Linked DNA regions of Mus musculus: region 2 is linked to region 1. A link is a loop called in an ENCODE intact Hi-C map of the cell type or tissue named here. Cell type or tissue: left cerebral cortex. All regions are shown on one strand. Links, peaks and the distances in the headings refer to the core of each region. The heading gives the core; the rest is flanking DNA.

The links. Hi-C counts contacts between places; a loop is a spot of excess contacts. Peaks named below come from ENCODE experiments on the same cell type or tissue, not always from the same donor. Only the 100,000 strongest peaks of a DNase experiment are listed, where the experiment ranks them.
Region 2: a loop joins it to region 1, with 3 times the contacts of the local background. A loop is called at or near these places in 4 of 42 quality-filtered maps.

What each region holds. Positions count from the first base shown.
Region 1 is chr8:107,880,054-107,884,454 of GRCm38, reverse strand. No RefSeq gene overlaps it. Among named protein-coding and RNA genes, the nearest start is that of Gm39242, 48 kb to the right of the region's middle. In left cerebral cortex, for the core only: a CTCF peak has its summit at 2,425 (motif pointing left); a DNase peak (open chromatin) is centred at 2,418.
Region 2 is chr8:107,601,539-107,605,939 of GRCm38, reverse strand. No RefSeq gene overlaps it. Among named protein-coding and RNA genes, the nearest start is that of Psmd7, 15 kb to the right of the region's middle. In left cerebral cortex, for the core only: a CTCF peak has its summit at 2,726 (motif pointing left); a DNase peak (open chromatin) is centred at 2,722.

The sequences.
Region 1 (4,401 bases), core at 121-4,120:
GCTCCCAGATAACAATTCTTTGTTTTCTTTCCATCTCTGGGGTTCTTTCTCTGTAAAAACAAAACAGAAATCAGCATTCAGAGAGAGAGGGAGAGAGAGGGAGAGACAGAGAGACAGAGAGACAGAGAGACAGAGAGACAGAGAGACAGACAGACAGACAGACAGAGAGAGAGAGAGAGAGAGAGAGACCATCTAAATCACTTTTCCAGATGAGGCAGGAGGACATGCTACATACGGCAGATGTTCTAGTGGGCAGTGCCAGTCATCTCCCCATCACCCCACCCCACCTCCTTCTCCTCACTTCCATACCCGCAAACACGGCCGGCTATGTTTCTGTTTCGTAGGACAAGCTACATAAACACACATAAATACGGTTAGATTTGAAACATAAGATCTGTAACAGCCTCTGACACCGAGAACACACTTGATAAATAATGAAGCAGTGTCTTCCTCCAAGATGGTGGGAATTTACCATCGGGAAGGGAGGCAGAGCCCCCTCTACCCTGACACACACAGAGTTCAAGACACCACGAAAAGAATACCACCCAGGGTCTCCATCCATTTGTCTCATGTGCCGGCTCAACCCAACCCACCTTCATCTTCCTCTGAACTAAGACAAAGGGGTCTAATGTGTTCCGGGCAGTGTCACAAAGCACATCAGGAGTGAATGGGGTTTATAAGATTAGATACTTTCTCTCCAGGCAGTGGGTCAAATCAGAACCTTCGCTCAGCCAGCCCAGTGCATAATCTCCTTTGATCACTTTCAATCAGACTAAGTGTCTGCAATCTGTACAATGGCCACTAATTTAGTGGAAACAAATAATTTGGAGAGCCTGATTATCAAAAGATGAGACAGAACGCAAGGTCCAGACTGGATAAGCATGCTGGAAGTTTGCTCTTGCCTCATTTTTTTTTCAAAGCTGCCATGACCCATACAGCATTACTGCATTAGGGACTTAGAGTTGGTCTGCTAAGCTTAAAAATAAAAAGAAGAAAGAAAGAAAAGAAAAAAATGGATATTGGATATTGTCACACACACACACCCTCATGAGTTCCTCATTTAAATAAGGAACAGGGTACAATGCATCAGTTAAATCGCAAGCCTTTGTCACTGACACACGCAGCCATCCACTGCCTGGACAACTTAACATGAAAGGGTTTCATTGTGTGAAAACCAGAGCCTCTTTATATATATATATAAGATAATGTATAAAATTCTAGTTATACAACTGGCCGGCATCACAAAGCTCTGTGGGTCCTGGAAGCCTCTCTCTCTCCCCCACCATGGATAATAAGGCATGGGGTTTTGCTTGCTTTGATTAATTTCAGAATATTGCACTGAACCTGCATAATCCCTAAGACAGCAGAGTAGAGGAGAAAAAGTGATGGGCAATGATAAAAAAAAAAAATGAAATGATCAGGCAAAGGCTGTGTTCTATCCGTGCTGTACAACACACAGGTATGCACATGTGCACACACACATGCGCACACACATATACACATACACACATATATGCATACATACACATGCACACATAAACATATATACACACACACATGCATGCGCTAGAGCGTGCACACATACACACACACACACACACACCATCACCACCACCATTACAAAACTGATTTCAGCAAGTACTAACCACAATAATGGTCAACATACAAAATGGTCTTTGACTCTAGGACTTAAATGATATGCACGAGGCTGCAGCAAGCTTAAACAAAACCTCTGAGGTGTCGCCAGGGCTGTGATCAGATATATAACATCACTGGGAAATGCACACCGCCTTTTTTTTTCCTCAAATCACAGCAGCCATTATTTATACAAGTACTGAATATGGAAAAGGCTCTGACAACTTTACAGTGGTGTTTGGATGGATGAAGATGCGGGATGATGGATGAGGGAGACAGAGGATTCCCTTATTAAAGCATCAAATTCGCCTCTAAATATCAAACAGACATCTTAGCCCCAAACGCGTACTGCTTCCTACTCAAAATCATATAGACCGAACACATGAACGGCCTTTCTTTGATAGAAAAAAAAGGCAGGGTGTTCGCCTAATGAGTAGTGTTAATTTTGGACTAGGCCATTAAGTACCTTTTTTTTCTGCATAATGTGAACTCAGAGTCCATGCCTATCAAACAAGAATAAACGTGACAATTTGCAAATATAAATGAATGTTGGCAGAAACGGGACAGATCCCCACCCTGCCATTCTGTTCTAAAATTTTAGTAAATAATTTCAGCAGATAGCATCTTCCAGCTATATTTTTGGTGTCTTTCTTGACAGGAAAGCTGCTATGAAGGGATGAAAACTCACCATTTACTCTGTGATTTTTTTTTTTCTTTAATACTGTGCTCGGATTAAAAATATAGACTCATACATACAATGTTGGTAGCACTGCAGCGCCCACTAGTGGACATTCTGGAACCACGGAGGCTCCTGTCTCCAGCGTACATTCAACAAACCAAGTGTGTTCATCGTAAAAGTGTAAAATCAAAAACGAACAAAAGAACATAAGATAAAATGAGCCTGATTTACGAAGTGTGGCAACTTGATTCTTATTGTTTCCATATGATGATGAGGCTGGTACTTTTTTCCACAAACCTCAACTCTACCTTGGCTCTTCCTGTAAGATTAACAGTAGGCAGAGAAACATGGGCCTGATATTCATGAAGTGTCTGTGTCTAAGGAATCTTGCCTAAGAGTTCAACTAGAACACGAGAGGGTCCGGAAGCAAACAAACAACAAAACCAAATGCCTGTTTGTAAAAGAAGCCAGTTCTACCCTAGTCACTGCATGGGCTAGATCTCGCCTATCTCTGCCTCCCAAAGCAATGACACCACTGGGAAGTGGTCTTTTGGTATCAGCATGGTCTAACATGTAACCCAAGAGTAATGTGATTATAACTTACCAGGAAACAATATTTACATGTTGCTAGTGTTTCCGGTTCCTTTCCTTACAATGAAAAACAAGTTTCCTTTGGTCTTTTAATGTTTCTAAGTACAGTGATGATTAAAGCCCATATCTCTCTCTCTCTCTCTCTCTCTCTCTCTCTCTCTCTCTCTCTCTCTCTCACACACACACACACACACACACACACACACACACACAGAGAGAGAGAGAGAGAGAGAGAGAGAGAGACAAAGACAGAGACAGAGACAGAGACAGAGAAATATTTTTCACACATAAGCCTAGAGATTTTTCTTTAGTTTCATGTCTAAGAATTTGTATATTTTTAAGGAGCTTATTTTAGAAAAAAAATGCTAACACATTTCTAAAACTTCATTCACAAAGCTGTAAAGGAACAAAGCATTCTTAATTCGTGTTAACGAAGACATCTTATTTAGCAGGTGTGTGTTGAAAGGAAACAACGCAAGCCAGGAAATCAAGACTAAACTAGTTTTAAAATCCAGAGGGTTTGCCCAATGCAAATTAGGAGTTGTGTTTTAACACCTGAGAACTAGTGATATCATATCAGCCAATTGTGGAGGTCTGAGTCTTTGCTTTCTCTGAGAAAGAAAGAAAGAAAGAAAGAAAGAAAGAAAGAGAGAGAGAGAGGGAGGGAGGGAGGGAGGGAGGGAGGGAGGGAGGGAGGAAGGAAGGAAGGAAGGAAGGAAGGAAGGAAGGAAGGAAGGAAGAAAAAAAGAAAGAAAGAAAGAAAGAAAGAAAGAAAGAAAGAAAGAAAGAAAGAAAGAAAGAGAGAAAGAGAGAGAGGGAGGGAGGGAGGGAGGGAGGGAGGGAGGGAGGGAGGGAGGAAGGAAGGAAGGAAGGAAGGAAGGAAGGAAGGAAGGAAGGAAGGAAGAAAGAAAAGCTTCCTGAGCAGGTGGAAGTGAGGACTCTTTGGATACCAGTGAGCCTGACTGGTGACCCTGACCAGAGAGTTGCTTCCAGGCTCTTTCCTGAAATATGCCACTGTCCCTAACTCTGAAGCCATCAGAAGCCCAAACCTGGGCACCTCCTCTTTGTTGTGTCTTGACACAGACACATCCTTCTTGATTCACAGTTGAGCAGTCGAACCTTTGTATGGGTTGTTTTGGAAAGAAAGAAGGTTAGTAAAAAGAAGGAGGAGGAGGAGGACGATGTTGGTGGTGGCGGCAGCGGCAAAGGAACTGGGAAGCAGTTTCTGCCATGACAGCATTGCCCACATCTCTGAACCCATTCCCAACATTGGTTTGAGCTCCTCAAAGACACAAACAGGCAGTAAATGAGCGAAGGCAAGAGGTAACTACCTAGAGCCTGGACTGCAGGTCAGATGGCAGAGCCCCTCCTTATCCTGTGGGAAGCCCTGGGTGGGATCAGCAGCGTTGCCTAAAAGCAGGTGTGGCAGCCAGCTCTGTGATCCCAGCACCAAGGAGATGGAGTCAGAAGGACCTGGAGTTCAAGGTAAACTCTGG
Region 2 (4,401 bases), core at 321-4,320, 280 kb after region 1:
AAATCTGAAAATACTCATCGTCCAGCTAACAGATGAGCATCTCATGGGACGTGGGAGCCTTTATACATGAAAACTGTGACTGACTCCCCAGAGCCAAACATGTGGCTCAGTCATAACATGTCATCGGAATTATCCATTCAATCTGGGCATGGCGGGCAAAGGAAGAAAAATTGGGCAAGCAGGGGGCTGAAGGGATGGCTTAGCAGTCAAGTGCACGTAGTGATCTTGCAAGGGACCCCAGTACCCACATCAGGTAGCTCACAACCATCTGTAACTCCACATCTGGGATATCCAATATTCTCTGGCCTCTGTGGCACTCTCACACACATAGACACACATAGACACACATAGACACACATAAACCCATACAGACGCAGACATGCTTGTAATCTTAAAACAAACAAATAAATAAATATGAGTAAATTGAACTTCTTCCTTTATTTAGGTTATTTTGACTTGAATTCTTTGGAACTCCCTTTGCTTCTGACCCCCATCCCTTATGAGTGTGTGTGTGTGTGTGTGTGTGTGTGTGTGTGTGTGTGTATGTGTGCACATGTGTACACACACACACACACACACACACACACTATGTAATCATAGCATACCAGGCAAGCACAACATATTTCTTCATTTCATTTCTCATGGATCCAACCAAAGGTAAGAATAAAAGTTGCAGATCTTGGCCAATCCAGAAATTCCTATATTTTGCACCTGGGTGAAATAATATTAATTTGAAGTACTGGGGTAGGCAGGAAGGAGCTATGAGCCACAGGGTGTTCAGAGGGGTTTGTAAGATTCTGCATCTCACTGGAAGAAAAGAGATTTTCGTTTTCTTCTTGATCTTACACACACACGCTTCACGGTGTATTAAACACTTCGTAACAAAAATGAAAAAAGGGGGGGTGGGTATGGGGGACCTTTGGGATAGCATTGAAAATGTAAACGAGGAAAATACCTAATAATAATAATAATAAACTTGGAAATAAAGAAACATCACATACTGAAAAAAAATGAAAAAAGAAAGAAACAGAGCAAATCAGATTTTATTTTTTGAGAAGCTTCGTTCAATTTCCCCAGAAGCACACAGTGCTGTTTGCGTTGCTGGTCTATTGAATGCCAGCCACTGATGTCCCAGGCTCTTTACCAAAGCCACTTCCCCATTCCCTTGCCTGGCGTTTCCCTGTTCCATAGTCTCCCATCCCTATTCCAACCTTCCCACAGGGCAGGAGCTGTACTCATCACTTTCACAGAGGAGAATCTAGATTCTATATTCTCTGTGTTTGAGACACCTACAAGAGTGTTTTGCATACTCAATATTTACTCAGTGCAGTTTAGCATAACGTATTTATCCAATTTATGAGTTAACATAGGCTAAATATGCACATTTCAGCCAAATCTGGTTTGCAGCCTCCAATGGATGAATTCTTCCCGGACGCACTGACCACACTGACATTGTCAGTGACACCCACTAGGGTTTGAGCTAGTGTTCTCTTCTGCCCGGCGAATGATTGCCACAATTGGAGACACGAGCTCATTTGAAGGAATGAAATGAGCTCACCAAACGATCATTTAACAGACCTCGGATAATTATCAATTTCCTCTCGAAGCTAACATTTGCTCAAAGAAAAGGAGGAGATTCTATTAATAATCAAAACACTTGACTTTCTGGATCCATTCCACTTAATGAGGAGAACTGCGTTCTCCGGGCTTGGGTCACAGCCAGGTGGTCTCTTACCAGGAATCATTTTCAACTTCTAATCACAGCTCAACAGCTACGCTCTAAATCGTATACAAGTATTGATATTTGCAGTTAAATTATATCAAATGTCAATGCAATCAACTCATTAGCAGGCTTAGAGCAAGGCTTTGCGCTCACTACCTGCTTCTGCCGCTCTTTGATTAAGCAGTCTAGGGGCCAGATTCCTTGCCTCTCTCCCAGCTGATCAGCTCCGTACTACTGCTAATATAAACCAAACGGGTATAAGAAGGAGACGTTAAAAGAGAAGGGGAAAAAACTTACGAGTACATCACTTCCATGCTCTTCAGATTATCAACATGCTAGAGTCTAGCAAGAAAATCAAATGAGATTGCCAAATAGAGAATCATTTTGACAGAGGATCACAGGAGGTCATTAAGAAAGTCTCTAATTGTCCAGAATCATCCCGTCCTGCTACCATCCCTCCAACTTCCTGACTGCCTGGGATTTTTAAATCTGTCTTGCTGCTTGTGAAAACCATGAGCCACCTCGAGTGCTTCTGGTGCATGTGGGATCTGCAGGCGCAAGGTCAATGGGGCTTTCCCGGTATGCTGGCCTACTGCTCCAAACTTTATATCTCTTCTGTCCCTCCGTTATTGCCTGACATGATTTAACAACTGTTATTCCTTATTTAATGATGTCAAAGGTTTTTAGGAAATTGACCGTATTTCACCAACGATATATTTCTTCTTGATTACGGAGTGGTTAAAATGATTTTAAACCAAGACAGCAAAATAAAGCAGTAATAAAATCAATAAAAGGTGCTTAAAACATTCCTTCTATTAGGTAATGGCATTTAAAATATCCGTAGCTTGTAATGGCACTTAGGATATGCCCAAAAATCAATGAGCTAAATTACTTATTGAACTAGTTAATTTGAACATTGAGTTTTTTATGTATATTGATAAAATGGGCTACAGGATACTGGCAAGTAGCGATAGCGCGTCCATGGTCAGATGGCGCCCTCTGCTGGAAATACCTGTTAAACAATTTGTTTTCCAGTTGCGGAACAAAGATTTTTTTTTTTTTTAACTTAAATATATAACTCCAAAACATTACCAAGAGAGCCTACTAAAATTCATCAGGATAGTACAACACTATTCATCCATACACTCTTTTAAACGGTATCTAAGCTGGGCATGGTGACACACACATATAATCCCTTAGATACTGAAGAAGAAGAGTTGAAAGCCAGCCTGAGCCATATACTTAGTGAGTCCCTGGCTCAAAAAAAAAAAAAAAAAAAAAAAAAAAAAAAAAAAAATTCTTGCAGAATATGACATTGTACATTCAGTATCAAATAGCAGATAAAAACCAAACTTTTAACTATTTCAATTTTTTCCTTCCTCATTTCCCAAATATTATCCTAGGGCTTCAGTATATTAAAAATGAGATTCTAAAAGCCGGCACTTCTTCTCTTTGAAGTCAGAGGGAAGGAGTTTAAATTTTAAAGGTGAAAGCTTAAGTCTACGCTCAAGGAAAAGTCTCCATTCCCGGTAGTTTAATTGATCAAAATCAAGTTTGAACTAGCTTCGAAAAGGCGGTTTGAGCAGCTGAGATATCAGCGCAGTAAAGAGTTTCTCATTCCCGGGTACAAGTTATAGAAGATTCCCCAGAGCTATTGCTGCCCCCTTCCCTCTAACATCTCCTATGCAAAAGTATTGTGAGGGAAGCCAACTGCTTTGCACTTGCCCTGCTAAGCCTTACGCTGGCTTGGCGTTCCAACCCGCTCACCTCTTTCAACTCCAGCTACAAAGGGGAGCTTCGGAAATTATGATAAAGGGGTTATTTGACAATAACCGAAAATGGTGTGTAGTTCCTTTGAGAAAATAGTCCAAAATATATCGTTTGGGTTTTGAAGGATACCATTAGTCGGTCTAGACATCACGCACACTTTACACAGGTCAATTGGGTTCAAAATAATGGATCTATTAAAAAAAGAATTGTATGTAGTAACGAAGGGAAAGTTTGAGATTGGGTTTTGATCTTTGTTTAGTTTTAGGGAGCAGGCTCTCGCCCTGTGGTTTATGTGTGAACTCACATTCTTCTCGACTCAGGCTCCCAACGGGCATCCCAGGGTGCACCACTGTGCCTGAGCTAAAGGAAAAGTAATCAGAGAGCTTGGCATGTGTGCATTCGAATTTTATCCTATAAGCATTGAAAGGGTTTCATAAGTTTGTTTTTTATATATTAGTGTATGTGTGTGAGAGTATGTGTTTGTGTCTGTCTGTCTATCTGTATATGTGCCTGTGTTCATGTGTATGCGTCATGTATTGTGTGTGCGTGTATGTCTTTGTGTGTCTGTGTGTGGGGTGTCTGTGTGTTTTTGTGCCTGTCTGTGTATGGTGTGCCTGTATATGTGTGTCTCTGTGCATCTGTGTGTGGCGTGTCTGTGTTTCTGTATATGTCTGTGTGTGTGTGTGTCTGTGTGTGTATGTCTGCATCTCTGTGTGTCTCTGTGTATGTGTGTGTATGTTTCTCTGAGTGTGTCTATGTGTGTCTGTGTGTGGTTTCTGTGTGTGTGTCTGTGTAGAGTGTGTGTGTGTGTGTGTGTGTGATGTGTGTGTGACATACACTAATATATCATCTTACCAGGCCTATTTGCTAGTCATTTCACTTTGACGGGCAAACACAACACCTTAACG